3 separate regions of the Homo sapiens genome follow, and regions 1 and 3 are each linked to region 2. The links are chromatin loops, found by intact Hi-C in ENCODE. Cell type or tissue: endothelial cell of umbilical vein. All regions are shown on one strand.

Region 1 (8,000 bases), 260 kb after region 2:
TAAGGAAATAAGTATGTTAGATGCAGTAGACGATACAGGTTGCATGTGGACACTCAGTCACATTAACAACTTGGGAAAAAAATGGCAATGTTACGGTGAATTCTCAGGTGAACTTTTTTCAGTTATAAAACATCTATTTTGAATCTGTAAATATTTTAAATGTTTTATTAAGGCATGTAATAAACTATTCTTTGAAACTTGTTGGGTAGAATGAAAATTAAAGCCATAATGGTAGAAGATGGCATACTGATTATAAAAGAAGCAGAAAAACATTGATTTTTTTATATCTTTCATAATATAATTTTCTAACAATGCAATAAAACCACTAAACTTTTGTGTCCATATTTTACTGAGACCATGTTTCATTAAAAGCATAGTTTCATAGTATTTAATTTACATTTCTCCCTAATGTTCTTACCCAAATGTACCTGAACTAAAAAATGTTAGATGTTGGTGATAAGTTGACAGTTAAATAAAATTCTCTAAAATTGCTTCTAATTGAATAGAATTGTACATTCCATTTTCATTTTCTCACTTCATGTGGATTTACTCAGTTTAGTCTTTTGATCGGTAATTAGTATATCTGAATTTGTAGGAGAGAATCTTTCCTTAGTTGATGATAATCATGCCTCAAAAAAAAAAAAATTCCAGCATTCAGGTGTTTTAGGAAGCACAGATTTTAGCTTTGCTTCTGATTTTACTTAATGTTAGTTTGGATAGAGAAGTATAGGGACTCTTAAGGGGTATTATCTCTATCAGTCATTAAGTTTTAAAAACTTATCTGCCGAGTCAGCTCTTTGTATCCTATTCAATTTCCAACCAGGCCCTTCTGACCAAGCTTTGGGCAGCTGCTCAGCGGTATTGGCCATCCAGGGCAAAGTCTTCTGGTCTAATCATAGTGATTCTCAGCTGGGGATGATTTTGCTTGCCTAGGGGACACTTGGCAGTTCCCAGAGACACAAATCTCGGGGGCAGGGTATAGGATATGGCTTCTAGGGGCAGAGGCCAGGACAGCCCTCACAACAATTACCCACCCAGGGTATCGATCTGGCTGACATTGAGAAACCCTGACTAGACCAACGATGGAATCAAGATGACTTGTAAGAAAGTGCTCAGTTGTGTGAGATAGTGTGGTGGCTGCAAGAGTTCAAAGGAGACAGGGTGAGAAACGTGGGATTTCACCAAGCTTTGAAAGATTGTAGTCTGAATCGGGAGAAGATGGTCTCTGGGGAGAGGAGGCCACTTGGCACAAATAAGCCTGGCGTGTTAAAGGAACAGAAGGAGGTTGTCACAGTGAGAGGGAGAAGGAGGAAGGCCCCCACTTGAGTGTTCACCAGTGGGTGTCCCAGCATCTTGCCCTACCCAGATTGACTTAAGTTATCGAAGGTCTGAGGTTAGACTGTAAGGGCTTTAAGAGCAACAGAAGTATAGGTAGTAGGTATTGAGGGTTTAGAGGAAGGCCAAAAATAGCACCCTTTCCCTGGCCAGAGTTTTGAACCATTTGAGAAATAAAAAGTAGGTGAAGTCCATATCGCTGATGGAACCCAGCTTGGAACCATGGCTTTCTAGCTGTTTAGCCCAGTGAACCTGCTAAAAGTGCATTCTGGAATTAGGCAGACTTAATCCATCCACCGGTCACCTTGGACGACCCCAAAAGGGGCAGAGCTCTTAGAGGAGCAGAAAAATGTAAACAGGGAGCAAATTCCACAAGTAAGGGGTGGGCCGAGCCAAGTAGACTTAATGACGCTAAAAATTTACTCATTAGAATCAGGGACTACTACATCAGGGCCAGGACAAAGTACAAAGTGGAAGTACAAAGGCCAGAGGGTGTTTCTTGCCCTGGAGATTTAAACTAGGGAAGTCTTAGGGAAGAGTGTTCCCCTTTCATGCTCCCCAGTTTAAGTTCTCTTGAAACATTGGCCCATTGCTCAACCAGGGCTGTGACTGATGGCCTGGAGGAGGAGAGCATCTGTTCCAGAGGGCAGACCTCCTCTCACCTTTGAGGCCACTTCCCAACACCAGCCTTTGCAGGTGTGACTGGCTTGGGCTGTCAGTGAACATTTGGTCTCAGAAGGCTCTGGATCCAGCAGTGTACTAGTAAGTAAATGAATTCAAAGGCTACTCTGTACCAAAGACTGAACATTTTTCTCATCCCTAATTCTCTCCTACCTCATCGTCCCGTGTAGCATGTAGCATATCAGATGTTCTGCATTGAGATTAGATCCCAACATAACATTCCCATAAGAAAATGCATGAAAGTCCAGGAATAAAATGCTAGCAACATAATGATATCCAAATTTGAATGGAAGTTTAACTTTTATTATTCAACTTTTAGAGAAAAAAATTCAAAGATTAAGTCCCTTTGGATTAAAAAAAATCTAAAGGCATTAAAGTCTAAAGGAACTAAAGCAAATCAAATTATTTTGTCCACCTGAGTTCGAAGTACAAAACTTTAAGAAAAATAAATCCCAAGACTATCCTGCCAGATTTCTCATTCAGATCAGCCTTGGCCAGAGGAGTTTTTGATGCCTAGGTCCAGTTGAGATTCTTTCAAGAGGCTGTAGCTGGAGTTGTCTTTAAGAGAGTGGTTGTTCCTACCGTGCTCCAGAAGGAACTAGGTTTGAGGCTGAGTCTCTGATGTGCTCACTTTAGAGTCAGAAGAGTTAACCACAAAATTATCATAGCCTTGGCCCCACAACCACCCTTGTTTCGAAACAAGCTAATTCCCAGGTACTAAAGCAGTCATCCCATACAACACTGCTCCCACAGCTCAGTACCTAGTGCTGCCAGAGACCATAGTAGAACCTCAATAGTATCTGGAAAAAAAAAAAATCTTGGTTTCAGTTCCCCAAAGATGCCCCAGTGTTCTGTAACTCACAACTCGTGATCCTAATTTCTATTGGAAGGACGCTCAAAAAGGGCTTAATTTTGGCCGTATACACTGATCATTCCTGGGGGAAAGACCACCATTGCATGACACCTTAATTTACATTTCCCCTTCCAACAAGCTGTTTCTGGTACCTGGACTGTTGAGTGAGGGCTCCCTCTAGGGGCTCTGAGCCAACATCCCTGTATACAGGCGTTTTCAGGCCTGAGCCAGAATGCATGTTTAGGCCTAAGAAAGTTGCCTCCTAGGGATGGAGGAGGCGTCTTAAATCTATCTTTACGGCCCGGCAGGGTGGCTCACGCCTGTAATCCCAGCACTTTGGGAGGCTGAGGTGGGCGGATCACGAGGTCAGGAGATTGAGACCATCCTGGCTAACACGATGAAACCCCATCTCTACTAAAAATACAAAAAATTAGCCGGGCGTGGTGGCAGGTGCCTGTAGTCCCAGCTACTCAGGAGACTGAGGCAGGAGAATGGCGTGAACCCAGGAGGCGGAGCTTGCAGTGAGCCGAGATAGCGCCACTGCTATCCAGCCTGGGCGACAGAGTGAGACTCCGTCTCAAAAAAAAAAAAAAAATCTATCTTTACATAGATTTAAGCAGTCCAGAATCAACTACAGATGAACCACATGGATCCAAGGTCCCTTCATGGTTCCCTCCTTGTGCCTGAATGCAGAATGGAATTTGGGGTGGCTGATACAGCAAGGGCCACAGTGGCCTGGCGCTACCAGTTAGAAGCTAGAACCTTACAAGCACTCTGTAGTACGTTGGAACCCAGCTGCCTTGAAAATCGGTGAAAATCAGTACCTATTATTTTTCCCAGCTACACCTAAAAGGCCTGTGAAGTCTGCTTTTCCCCTGGAAACTGCAGCAGTGGCATCTTGAGGCCACCTGCCCTGCCAAGCACCTGTGGGCGCTGGGCCTTTCCCTGTGAAACTGCTATGTTGCTGTTGATGGAGAGGGGCCCACCGGCGGCTGCTGCCCACATTTAATTTATTCCATGTTGCACCCACTTTCTAGGGCCTCTTGCAGTCCGTGAGAGGTGTGGAGGGAATTTCTGCCAGTTGGGTTTAAGATCATGGGTAGTACATTCCAGAAAGTGGGTGTTGACTGACAGGCATCAGGGGGAAGCTAATGTAAGGATTTTCCCCATTGACTTTCCTTGCCTCAGTTACCACTGAGTACCTTCCACAGCCTTTGGGTGCACCAGGTACCGTGTTCTAAGAATATAATTTTTCTTGGACAGCTGCTGTCTTGGCTGGGGATTGGCTTGATTTCAAAACAGGTGGTGCAAATGCTGTGATAATCTTGTGAGTGTCTCATTAATGCTGAGCCACTTAGACTCTTGGCATTGAGCCAGTTAAACTCCTGAGTCCCTGAAGGAATTGCACTATGAGAGGCGCTCCATATCTCTTCTGAAGTCCTTGCGCCTTTCACTTAAGATGCCCCTCCCCACCAGCCTCTCCAAAGGCCTAAGGAGACCAGTTAGGGCTCCACAGAAAGTCATTCTCTGAGGAAAAACACCACAAGCCACAACGATCCTCTAGATTCAATATGCTCACAGCCTGCTTTAAAACCTCTTACCCAGACCAACGTCACTCCTGTAAAAACCCACTTGGCCTAATACAAACCTCCACATACAATCGAAGGTAAAATGTCACGGCCTCTACTGCACCCCGTGGTTCACAAGACTCCCAATCACATGCGTCTCTTACTACCCAAACTCTGCTCTTCTGGTTTTGATTTTTCAATGTCTGTATACAATGCCGCCCTGCCAAATGTTGGGTTTCCAAAGGAACATTGCATATTCCTTTCCTGAGCTATGAAGAATTTGAGAGAGAAAATAAAGGAATGGTAGATGGGAAACCAAAACAAAACCTCAGTTGCTGATAATGGAGTAGCTTAGCGTGAGAGCCTAGTGCAAACTCCAGAATGAGTCAAGTTGACCTTATCAGGTTGTTTCTTGTTAGAGGGAAGTAACTTTTCCACCCTTGGTTTCCATGAAGGGAGATTTTCCTCTGGGCAGCATAGCACCACCTATACTCCGCTAATCAGCATGGTGGTGTGGAGGCGTAGAGTGCTAGTGGTGCTATTTGGAGACGGGCACATCCCAAGAGGAAGAATGGCCATGCAGGGCAGAGGACAACCAGTTATTTTCAGATTTATCAATCAGCCAGCGCACTCCATCTCTGCAGGGATGAGGGGAGCAAAGAGGTTGAGGGAAGATCATGTTCCAAGGTCAGAGTGTAGAAGGTGAAGGGAAGAATGTGGAAAGGAATTACGTGGAGGCAGAGTCTGGGGGCTTTGAGAAGCTTGCAAGAAGAGAAAGAGAAAGATACCCCAGAAGAGGAGCAGACTCCCATGAAAGCCACGAACTTGCCCTCTCATCTGCACACTCCACTACTAGCGGGAACATAGGTTCAGGTTTAAAAGCCAAGCCTGACCTTGTGTTTAACTGCAAACACTTCTTTTTCCTCTTCCTCATCTTATTCTTAAAGTATAAATGCAAAGATCATGGAAAATATTTAAAAATTGAGCACATTACCTTTTCATTTTAAAACAGCCATCCTTTAAAACAGACACCATTTTCATTCTGCACTCTTAGTTTATACTTAATCACTGTCCCGAAAGTCAGCTGTTTTCTAAACAGTTAATTTCCTTCTTTCAGGAGACCGGACCTAAATAATTTTCCAGATACCATCTTGATATGCAGGTTTCCCATGTGATGTGAATCTCTTGGCAGGAGATCCTGTTAACAATACCCAGCACGCTATATGAAAATATCCACTATAACTTAAGCTTTCTAAAGTAATACCTATTTGGTCCACCTCAGAAACTGACAGTAGTTCTGTTTTGAGCTATTAATTTCAGAGAATCTTCCTTTGTGAAATAAGCATGCTTATGTTTTCCTTGCTTTGATTTAAATGATAGCCTTAACTGCTGGGCACAGGACTACTATTAAAACCTTAAGAATAAGATTTTCTGAAGAAGGAACTCGTTTTTTAAGCACTGTGTTTTCATCTCATTTGAGCGTTTACTCTGGGCTTTAGAAGACCTCATCTATTATGCTCAACATCTGATATTTGAGGGGTTCTGTTTCAGGGTTCTGTGGAAAATCTGATGTGCCAAGAAGTGTTCCATACCATTCTGAGAACTCTGGATACCTGCTCAGACAGCTCTGTTTCAGCTAAACAGTAACATCTGGGAGGGAAGCTTAATGTGGAATCAAGGATGAAGTTTAACACAGGAATGAGAAGTAGAGCACATAGCTGCTAAGATAAGGTAGGAGAATTTGGCTAGTAAAAGCACTTAATGGCCTGAACTTGTGTTTACTAGGGCCTGGGAGAGCAGACAGCTGCCAGCATACTTAAAATAGGTTGAGTATGAAGTATGCACTTAAGGACTAAAAGAATTGCAGAAATTTAAGCAATGACTCAGTTACAAATCCAAGCCCCTTCAGAAAGTACAGGAACTATGGGGAGGAATAGAAAGAACATAAACCTGCAGTGAGACAGACCTAGTTTTCTTTTTTTTTTTTTTTGAGATGGAGTCTCACTTTTTTGCCCAGGCTGGAGTGCAGTGGCGCGATCAGAGCTCACAGCAACCTCTGCCTCCTGGGTTCAAGCCATTCTTCTGCCTCAGCCTCCCAAGTAGCTAGGATTATAGGTGTGCACCACCACACCTGGCTAATTTTTCTATTTTTGGTAGAGACGGGGTTTCACGTGTTGGCCAGGCTGGTCTTGAACTCCTGACCTCAAGTGATCCGCCCGCCTCGGCCTCCCAAAGTGCTGGGATTGCAGGCGTGAGCCACTGCTCCCGGCCTAGACCTAGTTTTGAAGCCTGGTTTTGATGCTTAGCCACAGTATAGCCAAAGGAAAATTACTTAATGTCTCTCAGATAGAATTTCCTTATATGTATGTCTTTCATGTTGGGACTTCTGGTCCTCGATAGCAAAGTAAGACTGACTCAAACTTCTACTCACACCTCGTGAAAATTCAAATCAATTCACCGCATTGAATGCCTTCTTTAATTTGCTCTGTTGCCCAGGCTGGAGTCTCAGCTCATTGCAACCTTTGCCTGCCAGGTTCAAGTGATTCTCCTGCCTCAGCTTCCCAAGTAACTGGGACTACAGGTGCGTGCCACCACACTTGGCTAATATTTGTTTTTGTTGTTGTTGTTGTTTTTGTTTTTTTTTTTTGAGATGGAGTCTTGCTCTGTTGCCCAGGCTAGAATGCAGTGGCATGATCTCAGCTCACTGCAACCTCCACCTTCCAGGTTCAAGCAATTCTCCTGTCTCAGCCTCCCAAGTAGCTGGGACTACAGGTGCTCGCCACCACACCTGGCTAATTTTTGTATTTTTTAGTAGAGATGGGGTTTCACCGTGTTGGCCAGGCCAGTCTTGAACTCCTGACCTCAGGTGATCCACCCACCTCAGCCTCCCAAAGTGCTGAGATTACAGGCATGAGCCACTGTGTCCAGCCTAATTTTTGTATTTTTAGTAGAGATGGGGTTTCACTATGTTTGCCAGGCTGGTCTTGAACTCCTGACCTCATGATCTGCCTGCCTTGGCCTCCCAAAGTGTTGGAATTACAGGCAAGAGCCACCGTGCCTGGCCGGTTACAGTTTTCTAAGAAATGGCAATGGAAGGCCTCACTGAGAAGATGTAAGAACTGAAGGAGGTGAAGTGAGTTTTAGTGGTTACACATTGCAAATTATTTTTGGCTAAGTTGTAAGTAAAAAATAGAGGAAATAACCAATCTTGTATGGTTGTAGTAAGAATCAAATGAAACAATGTATGGAAGAGTGTCTACCAGAAGGCCCCATGACACAGCTAGCACGCAATAAGCTTTCATCGTCTTGTATAGAATGGTACCATCCAATTCAGTACCCACTAGCCACATGCCACGTGTCACAACCCCCTTCTTTTCTTAGTACCTTTTTGTCAGAGGTCCCCTCTCTGTTCCTCCAACTTGCCAAAATTCACCTCCATCTCCTTTGCAGCATTTGAGAAGGAACTGGCCAAGAAGTGTTTTTGGAATTCTTAGCTGACCACCCACCTCCAGCCTACAGAGGTGGTTGAAAAGACTAAGAAGAGTTTTTTGGAGAAGATAGAG
Region 2 (8,000 bases):
AACTAAATGATCCGTGGAGTAAGGACTGCTTTATATGGTGTTCTTAGAGAAAGAGCAGGCACAGATGATAAAATGTGGCCAGGAAAAATCATTGGCACATCTATGTGAGTTCCAGCTTGAAATGAACTTCTCGAGGTTCATGGCCCCGTAAGTGTTTGCTGCCCACCAGCTCTGGAAAATGAGTGGAAGGATTCCCACCCAGCTTGGAAAACAGAAAGTCCGCTTACCTGATGATGCTCTGGGGGAAATTAAGGAATGTTGGTGTCATTTCATAGTGACCACAGCATTGAGTATTGCTCCTTCAGATTCATTTTGCTCTAGGCTGATCAACATTTCACTTCCGTGATGAGCAGTGCTGGCCTAAGATTTTACTTAAGTTTCATTGATAATAAAGCTGATGGTGAGAATGATAATGATGGCAAGAAATATAGTAAAGCCTGCCCCACAGTAACGAGAATCTGGCCAGGTGGTGATTGGCAATAGACTCCTATCCTCTGCTAAGGCCCTGTTCTTTCTTCATTAATCTTGCAATAACTTGACCCTGAGTTTTAAAGTAATAAATATTTTGGACTTCACATATTGTATGTTAGGGTTTTATCATATATCAACAATGATTATGATGACGTCCCCCTTTCCTGAGTATTCACTCTGCACATTGTGCTGAGTGCTTTATGCGTGTTATCTCAGTCTTCACGACCATCCTGATGAAAGTCCTCCAATGGCTTTGAACTGTACTTAAAATAAAAACCAAACTCTAAACCAGTTCCTCTAAGGAGTGGCATGATCTAGCTCCTGCCTACTTCATGTCCTGCGTCTTTTCCACTTGCTCTGCCCCAGCCACACTACCTTCTTTTTGTTCTTGTGACATGCCACACTCATTCTCTCTGCTGGACTTTTTCACCAGCTTTTCCTTCTGCCTGGACCTCTCTTCTCCCAGACCTTAGTGTGGTTGATGCCTCCTTCAGGTCCCAGATTAAATCTCGTCTCCCCAGAGAGGGTTTCCTTGACAACTCTGTCTTCAGGAACTTCCTCAATATTCCTTTTACATCACCCTATTTTATTTTTATCCTAAAAGCTAATACTCCCTAAACATTTTCACATTAATTAATTTTAAAAACTCTCTATCTCTGCCAATTTGGATGTAATCTTCCTGAGAATTTGGACCAAATATGTTTTTTAATTATGTTCCCAGTTCTCAGAACAGTGCTTGGCACATGTTAAGTGTTCAATAAATGAATGAACCTCAGTTTTTGGATGAAGAAGCTAAAGAACAGAGAGGTTAAGCTATGTCTTAGGTCGTATATCTCCTAAATGGTTTATGCAGGATTTAACTGTAAATCTAATGCTCATTTTCTTTTTCTTTTTTTTTTTTTTTTTTTTTTGAGACAGAGTCTTGTTCTGTCTCCCAGGCTGAAGTGCAGCGGCGCGATCTCCGCTCACTGCAAGCTCCGCCTCCGGGGTTCAAACGATTCTCTTGCCTCAGCCTCCTGAGTAGCTGGGACCACAGGCTCCCACCACCACGACCGGCTAATTTTTTGTATTTTTAGTAGAGACGGGGTTTCACTGAGTTAGCCAGGATGGTCTCGATCTCCTGACCTCGTGATCCGCCCACCTCGGCCTCCCAAAGTGCTGGGATTACAGGTGTGAGCCACCGCGCCCGGTCGTGCTCATTTTCTTAATGATCATGCTATACAACACTATGAGATTTCTGTACATCACACCTGGAATCACATAAAGATTATAGCTTAAAACTACACTTAGCTTCCCAAAGAGGAAATTACGATTGTATTTTAATCTACTCACTAAGTGAGTAAGAGCTTCTTCGTTGAACCACTGTGCATTAGATAGGGACCATATTTCTCAAAAGCTCCAAAGTGTATGTCTCTGCACTCAAGAGAGAGCAGAGCTGGAAAAACATTTCACTTGTGTTCTCATAACTCTGATCAAGATAGATGCTTTTATTTTTTTTCAGCATTTTAACTATGAAAGGTGAAGCTTTAATAGGCACACAATTTAGGCTGTTGTATATATTCTGGATTAAAAAGTTTAAATGTAACCATAAGAAAAAGCAAATAATAAATGCTATCACCTTTTGTTGTGTTTTCCTGCAAGTGTTTATTTTAAAATATATAATCTGTTTGACAAAAACACAAGTTTACAGATTGCATTACATTTTCGCACTGTTTTGAATTATGTGTAAGCAATAAATATAATTTCTGAGTTATTCCAAATTCCCTTTCATAAGCTCTCCTTAAGTTATTTTACACACTGCAAAGTTTAATTTAACCACGCTAGTTTTGTTTAATAGGTTAAAAGGAATTAAATTGGTCTTAAATTACGCTGTGAATAATAAAAATGCTAATAGGAAATATATTCCATAACACTAGTGCTGTATTTCTTAAAGCTATTGAAGCCTGGTTATCATTACAGTCAGTCTTAACCTACAGATGCCCAATCTATAAAATGAGTGTTGGTGACACAGGAAAGTGTGTGTGCATGTGTGTGTGTTGAAGAAAGCAGAGAGAGTCTACCATTTGGGCGCTGCTTTCTCTGATGATGATATTAATTTTTCTTTGTTCTCCAGTTCAGAAATCTTGGGGTGTGACTGTACCTGTGAGTTAGCTTCCTTGTTTTGCACTAAAGAGTGCTAACAAGATACTGGCCAGGCGTGGTGGTTCATGCCTGTAATCCCAGCACTTTGGGAGGCCGAGGTAGGTAGATCACTAGGTCAGGAGTTCAAGACCAGCCTGGCCAACATGGTGAAACCCCGTCTCTACTAAAAATACAAAAATTAGCCAGATGTGGTGGTGCATGCCTGTAGTCCCAGCTACCTGGGAGGCTGAGGCAGGAGAATCACTTGTACCCAGGAGGGAGAGGTTGCAGTGAGCCGAGATCGCACCACTATACTCCAGCCTGGTGACAGAGCGAGACTCCGTCTCAAAAAAAAAAAAAAAAAAAAAAAAAAAAAAAAAGACACTGGTCCTGGGGTTGTCTGGCATGGATCTCCCAGACATAACCCTCATCTCTGAATCAAGAAACTGGGAGAAGACTGCTCACACCACCTGCAGAAAGAAGGATAATCTGAGAGCCCAAGATGGGCCTTACATTTGTCTTTTTCCATAAAAATACTGTTATATATTAGTGTTTGATAAAGTAAAAATAATGATGTTATTATTATCTATCTCACATACATTATGGGTTAATACGTATTTGTGCCCTTGTGAACTGGCCCAGAAAAAATGAGAAAAAGATTTCTCGTTCCAAACAACCAAAATATAAACTGCCTTTGGGAAGGTAACCCTTTCCTAAGTTAGGGGCTGCTTATAATCACATACTTGACACCATTAAGCTTGTGGCTGGTGATGTTTGTGGCCTTATTATTTCTTTACTTTGTCTGCCAGATTGGATTTAGAAACATGAATGAAGCATTAACCTCACAAGGAAACTGTACTGAAATAAACAGCATAAATCTCTAGGCTGAGTTTGGCCTTTTGCCTTCTGTCTTTATATAGGATTTCCAAACAAGATGTGTCTAAGCTGTTCAAGAGTGAAAGCAAGAAAAAAGAGGAAGGAAGGAAGGAAGAAAGGGAGGAAGGGAGGGAAGCAGGAAGGAGGGAAGGATGAGAGGGAGGGAGGAAGGGAAGAGAGGGAGGGAGGAAGGGAAAAAAGGAGAAAGGAAGGGAGTAAGGAGAATAAGAAAGAAGGAGGAAAGACAGGAAGGAGGGAGAGAAGGCAGGAGGGAAGGAAAAAAGAAAGAATTGATATAACCTAATAATTTTGATACTATTCGACCCATTTCCTTGCCTTTATTTTCACCATTATTGAATCAGTGATGACAGCAGTAGATGCAGTAATGTGAAATGTTAACTCATCCATTCATTTATTCATTCTGCAGTATTTTTTACAGAACTTTGCTGTTTAGTATTTCTGTATTGCTAAGTAGCCTGCAGAGGGTGCACTTTCCTTATTTTTATGTCTTTCCATCCACTTATGACCAAAAGAGGACACAATGTTTTATAAGATTAAAAGAGATTATTCAATGAAAGAAGTGAGGAAGGCACAACTTCTCTTTTCTTTCTTCTACCAAATGTTACAAAATGAAATACGTAAAAGGCGTAGGGAATGCAATCTCTATTAGCTTCTTTGTTTTGTTTTGTTGTTTTTTTTTTGAGACAGAGGCTCACTCTGTCGCCCAGGCTGGAGTGCAGTGGTGCAATCTCAGCTCACTGCAAGCTCCGCCTCCTGGGTTCACGCCATTCTCCTGCCTCAGCCTCCCGAGTAGCTGGGACTACAGGCACCCCTACCATGCCCGGCTAATTTTTTGTATTTTTAGTAGAGACAGGGTTTCACTGTGTTAGCCAGGATGGTCTTGATCTCCTGACCTCGTGATCCGCCTGCCTTGGCCTCCCAAAGTGCTGGGATTACAGGTGTGAGCCACCGCGCCCGGCAGCTTCTTTGTTAATAGAAAAATCAATTTTAGTGACTTTTTTTGCATGGAGCCAGGATCATCAAGCCTGTGGCCTTCCTCACTTTTTTTTTTTTTAAAATTGCTGCATCCCCGGGACTTCGTTTTTTTTCTTGCTCTTTGTGTATGTGTGTTCTTATTTTTCCTCTCTATACTGCATTGGTCAATAGAAATATAATGCAAGCCATATATGTAATTTAAAATTGCTTAATAGTCACATTAAAAAACTAAAAAGGAGGTAAAATTCATTTTAAAATATTTTATTTACTCCAACTTACCAATTTTATCATTTCAACATTTTGTCAATATAAACATTTTATTGAATATTTTACTTTTTTTGGTACCAAATCTTTGAAATCTGCTGTGAATTTTGCATTTACAGCACCTCTCCTCTTGAACTGGTCACATTTTAAGCTGTGAATAGCCACATGGTACCAGTGGCAACTGTACTGGACAACACATCTATATACATTCCTTTTTCATTCACAATTTCTCCATCCCTAACCAAACCAGCAGAAAACAGTGTATTACCAAATGGTGCTGTTTACTCAGAAAATCTTTATGACTAATTATCCACCAATTTGAATCATGCAGGAAACATGAGATGGCCTGTGTTCCCTCTAAGAGACTGTCGTTTACAGTTTTGAGATTTTAAAAAATAGAATGTTTTTAGCCAGTTGATTTTTAAGTCACTCTAGTTCCCTCCATCACAAAATGAGGTATAGCTCTTAATAAAAGTCCTTCAATTTTATTTTCCTGAGTGTACATTTTCTTTTCTTTTTTTCTTTTTTATTTTTTCAATACAGCCCCTTGCTCTGTCACGCAGGCTGGAATGCAGTGGTGGAATCATGGCTCACTACAGCCCTGACCTCCTGGGCCCAGGTAATTGTCCCACCTCAGCCCCTCAAGTAACTGGGACCACAGGCGTGCACCACCACATCCAGCTAAGTTTTTCTTTCTTTTTTTTTCATAGAGATGGAGTCTCGCTATTTTGCCCAGGTTGGTCTTGAACACCTGGCTTCAAGCAGTCCTCCTGCTTTTGGCTTCTTGAAGTGCTTGGATTACAGGTATGAACTACTGCACCTGGCCTGTCCATTCTCAAATACATGATAGTAACTCCCATCTGCTGAGTGCTTCCTATGTACCAGGTACTATGTATTAATTGTTTATACATATAATTCCATTTAATATTCACAAAAGTCCTTTTGAGTTGGATACTGTTGTTATCACCTTTGTTTTAAAGATGAAGAAACTGAGCATGGGGAGGGCTAGGGGAGTTGTCTAACATAATCCAGCTAGAATACTGCAGAGCTGGGATTGCAAGCTGGGCCTGCATGACTCCAAATCCTGCCTTCTGTAATTTTATGCATGGTGTCTCCCAAGTGGGGAGTATATTAAATGCAAATTTAAGATGTTGGTAAAGGGTAGAATTCTAGAAGTGGTAGAAATCCTAGAGTTCTTATAATCAGCTCTCTTTGTTTTTATAAGAAAAATCTGAGGCAGAGCGAGGCTGAGTGGTTTCTCTGTTGAACATCCAGGACTGGAATCCAGGATTCTGAGTCCAAGCCCAGTGCTCTTTCCCCTGATGAGAAACCTTTCCAGATTTAAACCATTAACAACCCTCTCTAAAGAGGAGGCAAGAGGTTTCAATTTCTTCTCAGGGAAAAAAAGAACTGACATCAAAAGGTCTGTGCGGGGTCATTTGTCTCATCATGACTTTGATTTGGCCTTGATCTTTATTTAGTATTTCAGTTTTATGCTCTGCAACAAGTTTGGCCATGTTGGAGGACAATCCAAAGGTCAGCAAGTTGGCTACTGGCGATTGGATGCTCACTCTGAAGCCAAAGTCTATTACTGTGCCCGTGGAAATCCCCAGCTCCCCTCTGGGTGAGTATTCCGTCCACTTTCTGGAAGTCTCAGGTTCTGAAGGCTTTTTACACACTGCACCATGGGAGCCTAAGGCTGGTTGGGCAGCACCTCATTCTGCAGGGATCTGGGTCAGAGCAGGACAATGGCTCTACGACGTGCTGGGTGTTCTTCTATCTCCTTCAGTCAATGTGCTAGGATTGTGATTTCACTTTCTCACCAGGCAGGGGCTGCAGTTTACAGGAGAAAGACTATTCCTGAGTTTGTTCGACTGTGCTGTTTTTTTACTCCTCTTAACTGATTACAAATCTCTCCAACGTCTCTGACTCAGGCTCACTATGACTTTTTTGTTTTTGTTTTTGAGAAGGAGTCTCTCTCTGTCACCCAGGCTGGAGTGCAGTGGCACGATCTCAGCTCACTGCCACCTCCACCTCCTGGGTTCAAGCGATTCTCCTGCTTCAGCCTCCTGAGTAGCTGGGATTACAGGCATGTACCACTATGCCCAGCTAAGTTTTGTATTTTTAGTAGAGATGGGGTTTCACCATGTTGGCCAGGCTAGACTCAAACTCCTGACTTCAAGTGATCCGCCCGCCTCGTCCTCCCAAAGTGCTGGGATTACAGGCGTAAGCCCCTGCACCCAGCTGACTATCATAAGACTTCTATTTCCAAATAATAGCTCATATAATAACTTGTGTAAATATCTACAGATAGGCTTCCCTTATTATGGATGCACAATCCATTTTTCATACTGAATAATCTGTTAAGAGTATCTCTACAACTATTATTTCTCAGCTAATACTGAATTTTTTACCAAGAGCAATAATATTGTTAAAGACTAGAAATAACCCCTCCATAGCTCATTTAATAAGGTAATTCTCTTTATTTATGAAAAAGAAAGACCTAGGTTTTTTTGTTTGTTTGTTTGTTTGTTTTTGTTTTGAGATGGAGTCTCGCTCTGTCACCCAGGCTGGAGTGCAGTGGCGTGATCTCGGCTCACTGCAAGCTCCGCCTCCTGGGTTCACGCCATTCCCCTGCCTCAGCCTCCCGAGTAGCTGGGACTGCCGGCACCCGCCACCACGCCGGGCTAATTTTTTGTATTTTTTTTTTTTAGTAGAGATGGGGCTTCACCGTGTTGGCCAGGATGGTCTCAATCTCCTCCTGACCTTGCGATCCACCCGCCTCGGCCTCCCAAAGTGCTGGGATTACAGGCGTGAGCCACCGCGCCCGGCCGAGAAGGACCTAGGTTTAAGTTCCATCTCTGCCACTTAGCAGGCAGTAACCCTGGTCATATCAAGTAACTTGTATGAATCTCAATTTCCTTACCACTAAGATGAGAATGATGATAATTACCCTCCTTCTAGGATTACTGTGGGGAGCAAATGACTTATATGTGAAAGTGCTTTGTAAACTGTAAACTGTTTAAAGGTTAGTTTATGTCACATTGTCATGTATCTGTGAATATCATTTTTGTAAGTTTATATGTTATGCTTTAGGCTTGGACCAATCTAGGTCATAGTAATTACTCTAGGGCAATGGTTCTCAACTGGGGGCAATTTTTCCCCCAGGGGATATTTGGCAATGGCTGGAGATATTTTGGGGTGTCACAACCAGGGATATGGTACAAGAATCTAGTAGCTAGAGGCCAGAGGCTAGCCTAAACATCCCACAA
Region 3 (8,000 bases), 410 kb after region 2:
CATCTCCCCTGCCCTTGGACACCATGTGCTCAGCTTTCTGGATGCAGGAAGTAAGCCATCTCTGAGTACCTGCTGCGTCTCTGGCACTACCAATTAGGGTTCTGTGTGCTTGTGCTGTGATGGAAGAGGGATGTAGAAGCTACGGGTAGGGCCTGTGTCAGTGGCTGTTCAGTCACCTTCTGTTGATTCCTGATGCCTGAGCAACAGTCCCTTGTTGGCGCATCTAGAGGTCTAGGAGTCCTTCATGAGTTTGCTTTAACTCCAAACCCTTCCTTCTTATCCTTTTCCTGGGCTGTACAGAGACTCGTTACCATTTTATCCTCTACAGTCCTTTCTGTTTACTTAGTTCTACAACTGCCTCATCTCACTGTGTTCTTGTAGTATAACTGTGGGGCTCTTCCCCTTTTAGTTAAGAAAGAAGCAAGACCTGGAGAGAATAACATGCTCAATTATGGAGCCAGGACTTTACATAGGTCTGTCTAAGGCCAAAATGGATGCTTTTAACCATAGTCCCCAAAGATTATTTCTCTTTCAAGAAGACTGCCTCTTATGTATGGCAAGGGGGAGAGAGTAATAGTATCTATTCCTTCTTCAGGGAGGAACATGGTGGAGAGACAGAACGTTATTATTTTTGTTTGTTTGTTTGGTTGGTTGGAAGGAATTCAAATATGTGTTTGTTCCAGAGAGTGGCCTGAGAACAGAGGCCTGCTGTCAACTAGAATACTGAGTGAGGAAGTCTGGAAAGACCTAATAATCCTTATCTTGGGCAGTTAGACATAAATTACAGGAACTGTAGGTTCTGCAATTCTCAACTTATGGATGGCTTGTTTTGCTTGTTGGTGGGCAGGGGAGAGTGCATTGAGTTGCAAAGTGAGTGGTAGAGTTAAAGTGTATTAATTTTAAGTCCATTCACATGTTGTCTAACTAGTGTCTATAAGATTAGCTGGAAGAACCCTAAGAAATCTAGTGTTTAAGTTTAAGGAGTGTCAACAAAATGGTCTTCAAGGAAAAGACACCAGACGAACCCAGGACTGTGCTCAGCTAGGACTCAGTTGTTCGTGCCTAGAGGGGTTAGGAGGCATCTTTTACTTCAGTTTCTATTTGCCTGAGTTTTAATTTTTTTCACTGAAATAAGTAGAAGGACAGGTTGGGGCTTCAGGAGTAGGATGACAGCTATATTTTTATGAGGTTTTGTTGAAATTAGCGTCTACATTTCAATAGCTCTACGTTCCCACCTGCTTGATGGCGGCACTAAAGGGAGCCCCTCAAAACCTCCTCTGCTATTCCAGGCATTCCAAGGTGGCCTTGCAGGACAGCAAGGAAGAAATTTGCTCCTGGACTATGATTTCAACCTCGCCTGCTGTCCATTGCCTGTCATGAAGAAGGCATCGTGATGAGGTATTGCTTTCACACCCTCTGAGAGAATAGGACTGCCACATACTACCATAAGCTTGATGGCTTAAAACAACAGAAATGCATTCTCTCATGGTTCTGGAAGTGAGAAGTCCTAAATCAAGGTGTCTGCAGGGCCACACTCCCTCTGAGGGCTCTAGGGGAGAATCTTTCCTTGCCCCCTCCAGCTTCTGATGGCTCCTGGTGTTTCTTGCTTGTGGTAGCATCACTCCAATCTCTGTCTTCATCTTCAGCATTGCTCTAATCTCTGTCTCCATCTTCCTATGGCCTTCTTCCTTCCTGTGTCTAGAATCTCTTTCTCCTTTCTCTTGTAAGGACACCAGTCATTGGATTTAGGGTGCAACTGAAATCCAGGATGATCTCATTCTAAGATCCTTAACTATATCTGTGAAGACCTACAAAAGACCTATTTTCATATGGTCACATTCATGTGTACTGGAGGTTAGCAATTGGATATATCTTTAAAAATTATTTATTTTTAATGTTTGTGTGTACATAGTATGTGTGTGTATATATATATATATATATATATATGGTATATGAGATATTTTGATACAGGTATGCAATGTGTAACAATCACATCCGAGTAAATAGGGTATCCATTGCCTCAAGCATTTGTCCTTTCTTTGTGTTACAGACAATCCAATTATACTTAGTTATTTTCAAATGTACAGTAAAATATTGTTGACTGTAGTTAGCCTGTGGTACTATCAAATACTAGATCTTATTCGTTCTATCTAATTATATTTTTATACCCATTAACCATCCCCACTCCTTACCCCAGCTACCCTTGCCAGTCTCTGGTAACCATCATTCTACTCTCTATCTCTATGAGATCAATTTAAAAAAAATTTTTAGCTCTCACAAATAAGTGAGAACATTCGAAGTTTGTCTTTCTACGCCTGGCTTATTTCATTTAACATAATGACCTCCAGTTCCATCTATGTTGTTATGAGTGATAGGATCTCATTTTTTTATGACTGAATAGTACTCCATTGGGTATATGCACCGCATTTTCTTTATTCATTTGTCTATTGATCAGCACTTACATTGCTTTGGATATATCTTTTGAGAAGACACCATTCATCCCATTGTAGGGACAAAGGCAACTGGAGAAAAGAGAAAGAAGAGAATAAATAAGGGTACGGAAGGAGTGGGGGCACTTGTGTCCTACTCCCTTTCTAGAGTATGGCAGAGCCAATTCTCAACCCTAGTAAGGGAGTAGGTTAAGTCAGAAGCCTAAGGACTTGCGAATCCAGCATGAACAGAGCAACTTCAGGGCTTAAGTGGAAAAGGTGACTGCGACCATGATCCTAGTATTATTGAGGCGGCCTGTGACCTTGGGGTGGCTACCAAATAGTACCCAAAGTTGTAGTGGAGAGATCCATGACCCCTATTCTCTCAGAGGATCTGAAAGCCATGGAGCAATATCTCATCAAGGTGCCTTCTGTGGTACAGGCAGTGGACAGCAGATGAGGTTGAAATCAAAGTCCAGGAGCAGATTTCCTCCTTGCTGTCCTGCAAAGCCACCCTGGAATGCCTGGAATAGCAGAGGAGGCTCTGAGGGGCTCCCTTCAGCACTGCCATCAAGCAGGTGGGAACTTAGAGCTATTGAAATTGAGACACTATTTTTAATAAAACCATATCCGTTCTCCTACACTGCAGAAGCCTGGGAGGATCTGCTTATAAAGGTACAAGAAAGATTAAAAGCACGTCCACATCATGTGTGCAGAAGCATGCGCTGAGTTGCTGCTGGTTGTGAGCTTGAAGCTCACAAAAATGAGGTTCCAATTTTGCCTCATTTGGAAAATCAGGAGGAAACAGCCTCTGAAGCCTGTGGTTAGAGTTGGGCTAAACATAATTGTCAGGAGCCCGGGAGAATGTGGATGGTGGTGGAATTTGAGGGATTGATTGGAGGAAGAGATAAAAAAATATTAAAAAGGAAAAAAAAAGAAAAATAGAAAATAATTTTAGAAATAACAATATTCCATGGTCTTTTCTAATGTGCTACTGAGCAAAAATTCCTGCTAACCAATACGCTAATGAATTGCCTGGGACATAGGGAGCACATTGCGAAGGTAACACTAGGGTCTGTGTTCCTTGGGCTGGTACCAACCAGGAAAAAATGAAGAAAGAGCCGCAGTGTCTGGCTAACCAGCTTGGTCTATGGGGGTCTTTCCTCAAGGGGAGTCTTTCCTCAAGGGCTGCCATGAATGGCCGAAGACTGAGGGAAAACCTTTCTGAACTGGGGACACATTCCCCCATAGGTGCTCAGTACTCTCCCTGAAGGCTGGCCTCCTCCAACCCCACCCTGTCTGCAACCTTGGGTGTATTCTTTATTCTTTTTTTCAAGCGGGAAAGAGACACAGAAACAATTGGCTTGTTAAGTTGAAAAAACAGGAAACACTGGTGTGGTGGGGTTCTCTCTCTCTCTGTCTTTCTCTCTCTCTTTTTTTAATGCTTTCACTTTTTAGAAGAGATAAGCAAAAGATCTGTGGGCCCAAAGAGAGGGTGCTAGTGGGGTTCAGAAAAATGCTTCCCCTTGGGGAGGAATGAAATTGGCTTGGTCCCTTCTCAACGACCTCCTGTCCATACCCGAGGCAAAAAAGTCAGCACACACCCATGGCTGATGTGGGGAGCCACAGGGCCCCTGTAGAGAGATTCTGGCTCAGGGTTACTGTCTCTGCTGCCCTCCTGTGGCAGCTGGGAATTCAGGAATTGCTTTTTAAATGATGGAGGATATTGTTAGGTTCAAGAAAATGTTTCTGGGAATAAATGAGCCCATTTACCGCAGGCCCTGCAGGGGCAGCAGAGAGCAGGCCGCAGGCAGGGCAGCCTGGGCAGCTCTGCGCCATGGCATCCCCTATTGCTCCTCCAGATGGTGGGAGCCTGGGCGCTCTTCAAAGAAAACAATGAAGAGCACAGAATAGGGGTCACTATAGCGGACTAGGGAAGTTTGGATAGACCCGTGACCACTCTGTCCAAACTTTGTAGCTCCCTCTGCTGTTTTCTGGAAGCTCTGAGAAGGCGGTGCCTACAGTTCACAACTCCAAAAGCACCCAACACATTGTTATCACAATAATTTATAGCCAGGATGCCTCTTCCACCTGAGAGTGAGCTGCCTGAGCCCTCAGGTTTATGTCTCCAGCCCCGAACACAATTCCAGGCACAAAGGAAGTTCTCAATAAATACTTGTGAAATGAAAAAATTGGCAGCCCATTTTAGGTTCTACAATATCTCTCCATCATTCATGATCAGAAGTTCTTTCAAATATCCAGAGTATGACATGGGTAAGTAGGATGGAAGGAATAAAAATGACCAACCCAGATAGGCTGAGAAAAAGTAGAGTCAGACCTGAGTATTTTAGTGCCCTTTCATAGCAAGGGAGCTGGGCAGAGGTTATCACATTCTGGCTCTTAATGTACTACCAAGCAAAGAAGACTTTAGTGGGGTAAATGGGGAGAGGTTACAGTAATAATAATTCATGTAATTGGTAAAATTCTTCCCATTTTACATAGGAAGCACATGATACATCCTTGCGATAAAGGGTCAGCCACAAAGCCACCAATCCCATCTTTCCTTATGGAGAGGAGCCCAAGATGCTGTCATGGTGAATGGAATGATATTGACCCATTATAGATTTTACCATATGAAGAGAGATCACAGGCAAAGATAATGAAAGACTCTTTTGCAAGAAGCCACAAGGCATCTGTTGGGTTCAATTCTCAGGTCACTCTATGCAGACTGACAGTCATGCTGAGGAGAGAATGGGAGTAGGCTGCTTAAAATGTTCTGTGTGTCCAGGATAACCTTTGCTTGGCGTCCTATCTTTGCCACATTATCCATTTAAAATTTTTATTTTATTATCAATATTTCTCCTATGAAAACACGTTTTTTGGTTCTTCATTATGCATAAAAAGATGTGGCTCTTAGGTTTTTTTTGTTTTTGTTTTTGTTTTTTTTTTTTTGAGACAGAGACTCACTCTGTCGCCCAGGCTGGAGTGCAGTGGCACCATCTCGGCTCACTGCAACCTCCACCTCCGGAGTTCAAGCAATTCTCCTTCCTCAGCCTCCCGAGTAGCTGGGATTACAGGCGTGTGCCACCACACCCAGCTAATTTTTGTAGTTTTAGTAGAAACGGGGTTTCACCATGTTGGCCAGGCTGGTCTCGATCTCCTGACCTTGTGATCCGCCCACCTCAGCCTCCCAAAGTGCTGGGATTGGCTCTAAGTTTGAAACTTTTCTTATTTCCCTTTCTTTCTCTGAAAAGATCCTACTGACACAGAAATATTCTCTGTCACACTTGTCATTTGTGGCTTCCCCCACCCCCTTGGCACATATCTGCCTCATTAGCTTCACATTTCTTTTGAGGACTCAGCTTGAGATGATCTTTTCCTTCCTCGCCTAGCACCAGTTCATTTTTCCCTGATGACTATTATTATTTGTTTAACCTAGAGTCATATTTTTGGGCACATTTTGCAAGGATGATGCTATAATGTATAAAAACATGTAATGCCATATTCAAAAGTCACAGATAAATAACTCTTTAGGTGATGGGTGAAACTGGAGATGCTTTTGACTTAATGTTCTCAGAGTAGAAAAATAAATGGGAATGTCATACCATGCATTTTTATTAAGCAAATGATGAAAGCAAAATGAAACATAATGTCCTTAATAGTATTTCCAACAACGCTGAAAAGCAGAAACTTGGGCATTTCCCAAGCTATTGATGTATCTTGCCTTTAGGCTCTGTTCATTAGTCATTTGTAATGCCTATTTATATAGATCTTTTATTTTATTTTGATTTGCAATTTAACAACCAGAGCCAGTGAAGATTCTGTTCTCTAGAACACCAGCTGGGTTTCCTTTCCACTAAAAGGGCATAGTGTTCTGGGAGATCAGGCATCTAGCATGAAAATGTTCTTTCTTTGTGGAAACTGTCTAAATTTGAAAGTAAATTTTTTAAAGTAGCAATTTGTTGTAGCAGGGACAATGGCTCATCATCACTTACTGAAGATTAGGAGTAGGAGAAATGTGAGGTGTTATTTTCTGAAGAGACTGGAAGAAGATAAACCTTCCCAAAGGTGCTCTGTCCCTTTCATGTTCAAGGAAAGAAGGCAATTTTGTTTAGTGGGTAAGAACCATAAAGAATCATAATGGTGGCTGGGCATGGTGGCTGACATCTGTAATCCCAGCACTTTGGGAGGCCGAGGTGGGTGGATCACCTGAAGTCGGGAGTTGGAGACCAGCTTGGCCAACATGGTGAAACCCTGTCTCTACTGAAAATACAAAAAATACACAAATGAGCTGGGCATGGTGATGCATGCCTGTAGTAGCTACTCGGGAGGTTGAGGCAGGAGAATGGCGTGAACCTGGGAGGCAGAGCTTGCAGTGAGCCGAGATCGTGCCACTGCACTCCAGCCTGGGCAACAGAGCGAGACTCTGTCTCAAAAAAAAGAATCATAATGGTGCCACTCTCAAGTCCTAGGTATGTCCCACACTGCCTCTGCGGGACTTTTTTAGCAATTATTTCTCACTTTCTGCTTCTCAATGAGGAAACGGAGAAGTGAAGAGACTGAGAACTACTTCTCTCTATAATTGGTAGGGCTGTCCTCTTCAGTGACAAGTCAACACTGACAATATTTTATGTGTGGCACAGAATTATGGAACCAGAGAATGAAATAATTAATATATAGCTCAAAGGCAGAATAACCCTTCAGTCATTCCAGGCAAAAACAACTGCATCTTACATTCAAAGACTGAGAAAAAATAAACTCCATAGTGGGGTGCCTGGGGAAGAAGAAATAACATTTTCAAATATATAGACAGAGAATTGCCTTTTTAGGGTGGAAGTTACCGGTAATTTAAGTTCCTGTAGAAAATAACCTACAATCTTTCGAAGCTGAATGTCTTCTTTAAAGGGGTCGTTTAAGCTCTGTAAATGGAAGACTAGTAGTTATCTATGATTCTTAGGAGGAAACCTTGACATTTCCATCTGTTGCCATCCAGATTCTGCTGTTTGCTCATGTAAATTGAGTATTTTTTATCTGGGCTATGTTGTAAAGGTGACTTTTAGAAGTTGTCTCCTCCTTCCATTAGCTTATTTTACTTATTGTCTCCCACATGGGACTATGAATGGTTGAACAGTCTACACTGTTTTTTTGGTTTTGTTTTTTGAGCAGCTCAAAAAATTAAGTTGTGGACTAAAAATAAAGAAAGCTATTCCACGAATGGTTGAATGTAGGGGCTGGGATTGAGCCATTTCCTATAAGGGAGTGAATACCCTGGGGGTTCCCGAGGCTTCCTTTTACGTCTTTTCTTGTTTTTCTGGAGAGTTAAGAGAGAAAACTATGTCCAGGCTTGAAGAATATTAGTGGGGAAGATTTGGTTCTGGGCTCAAGGTATGGTGATGCTAGAAGCTGGTATGACCAACCACCAGAGTAAAAAATATTGACTCGGAAGTGCACAGAGTCTGGGTAATACTGGAAGTATGTGGTGTGTGTGTGTGTATCTGTGTGTTTTTGGAGGGGAGAACTATGGGTCAAAATCAGCAGGCATTAATAGGGATTTGGGATACTGGCATTTCC

What was found. Hi-C counts contacts between places; a loop is a spot of excess contacts. Peaks named below come from ENCODE experiments on the same cell type or tissue, not always from the same donor. Only the 100,000 strongest peaks of a DNase experiment are listed, where the experiment ranks them.
Region 1: it touches region 2 in a loop (18-fold over the local background); 24 of 110 quality-filtered maps call a loop at or near these places.
Region 3: a loop joins it to region 2, with 5 times the contacts of the local background. A loop is called at or near these places in 5 of 110 quality-filtered maps.

The regions. Positions count from the first base shown.
Region 1 is chr21:29,345,646-29,353,645 of GRCh38, forward strand. BACH1 (BTB domain and CNC homolog 1) reads left to right here. Exons shown (of 5, transcript NM_001186.4): 5 at 1-503. Among named protein-coding and RNA genes, the nearest start is that of BACH1-IT2, 23 kb to the right of the region's middle. In endothelial cell of umbilical vein, a CTCF peak has its summit at 3,044 (motif pointing left); a DNase peak (open chromatin) is centred at 3,026.
Region 2 is chr21:29,086,230-29,094,229 of GRCh38, forward strand. It overlaps a transcript of MAP3K7CL not described here. Among named protein-coding and RNA genes, the nearest start is that of CCT8, 17 kb to the left of the region's middle. In endothelial cell of umbilical vein, a CTCF peak has its summit at 3,954 (motif pointing right); DNase peaks (open chromatin) are centred at 3,982 and 5,012; H3K27ac peaks cover 1,864 bases.
Region 3 is chr21:29,495,766-29,503,765 of GRCh38, forward strand. It overlaps BACH1-IT3 (BACH1 intronic transcript 3), which reads left to right and starts at 282. Exons shown (of 2, transcript NR_146594.1): 1 at 282-473; 2 at 4,408-4,621. LOC105372770 (a long non-coding RNA gene) reads right to left here and starts at 156. Exons shown (of 4, transcript XR_007067840.1): 1 at 70-156. In endothelial cell of umbilical vein, a CTCF peak has its summit at 4,178; no DNase peak of the experiment used is centred here.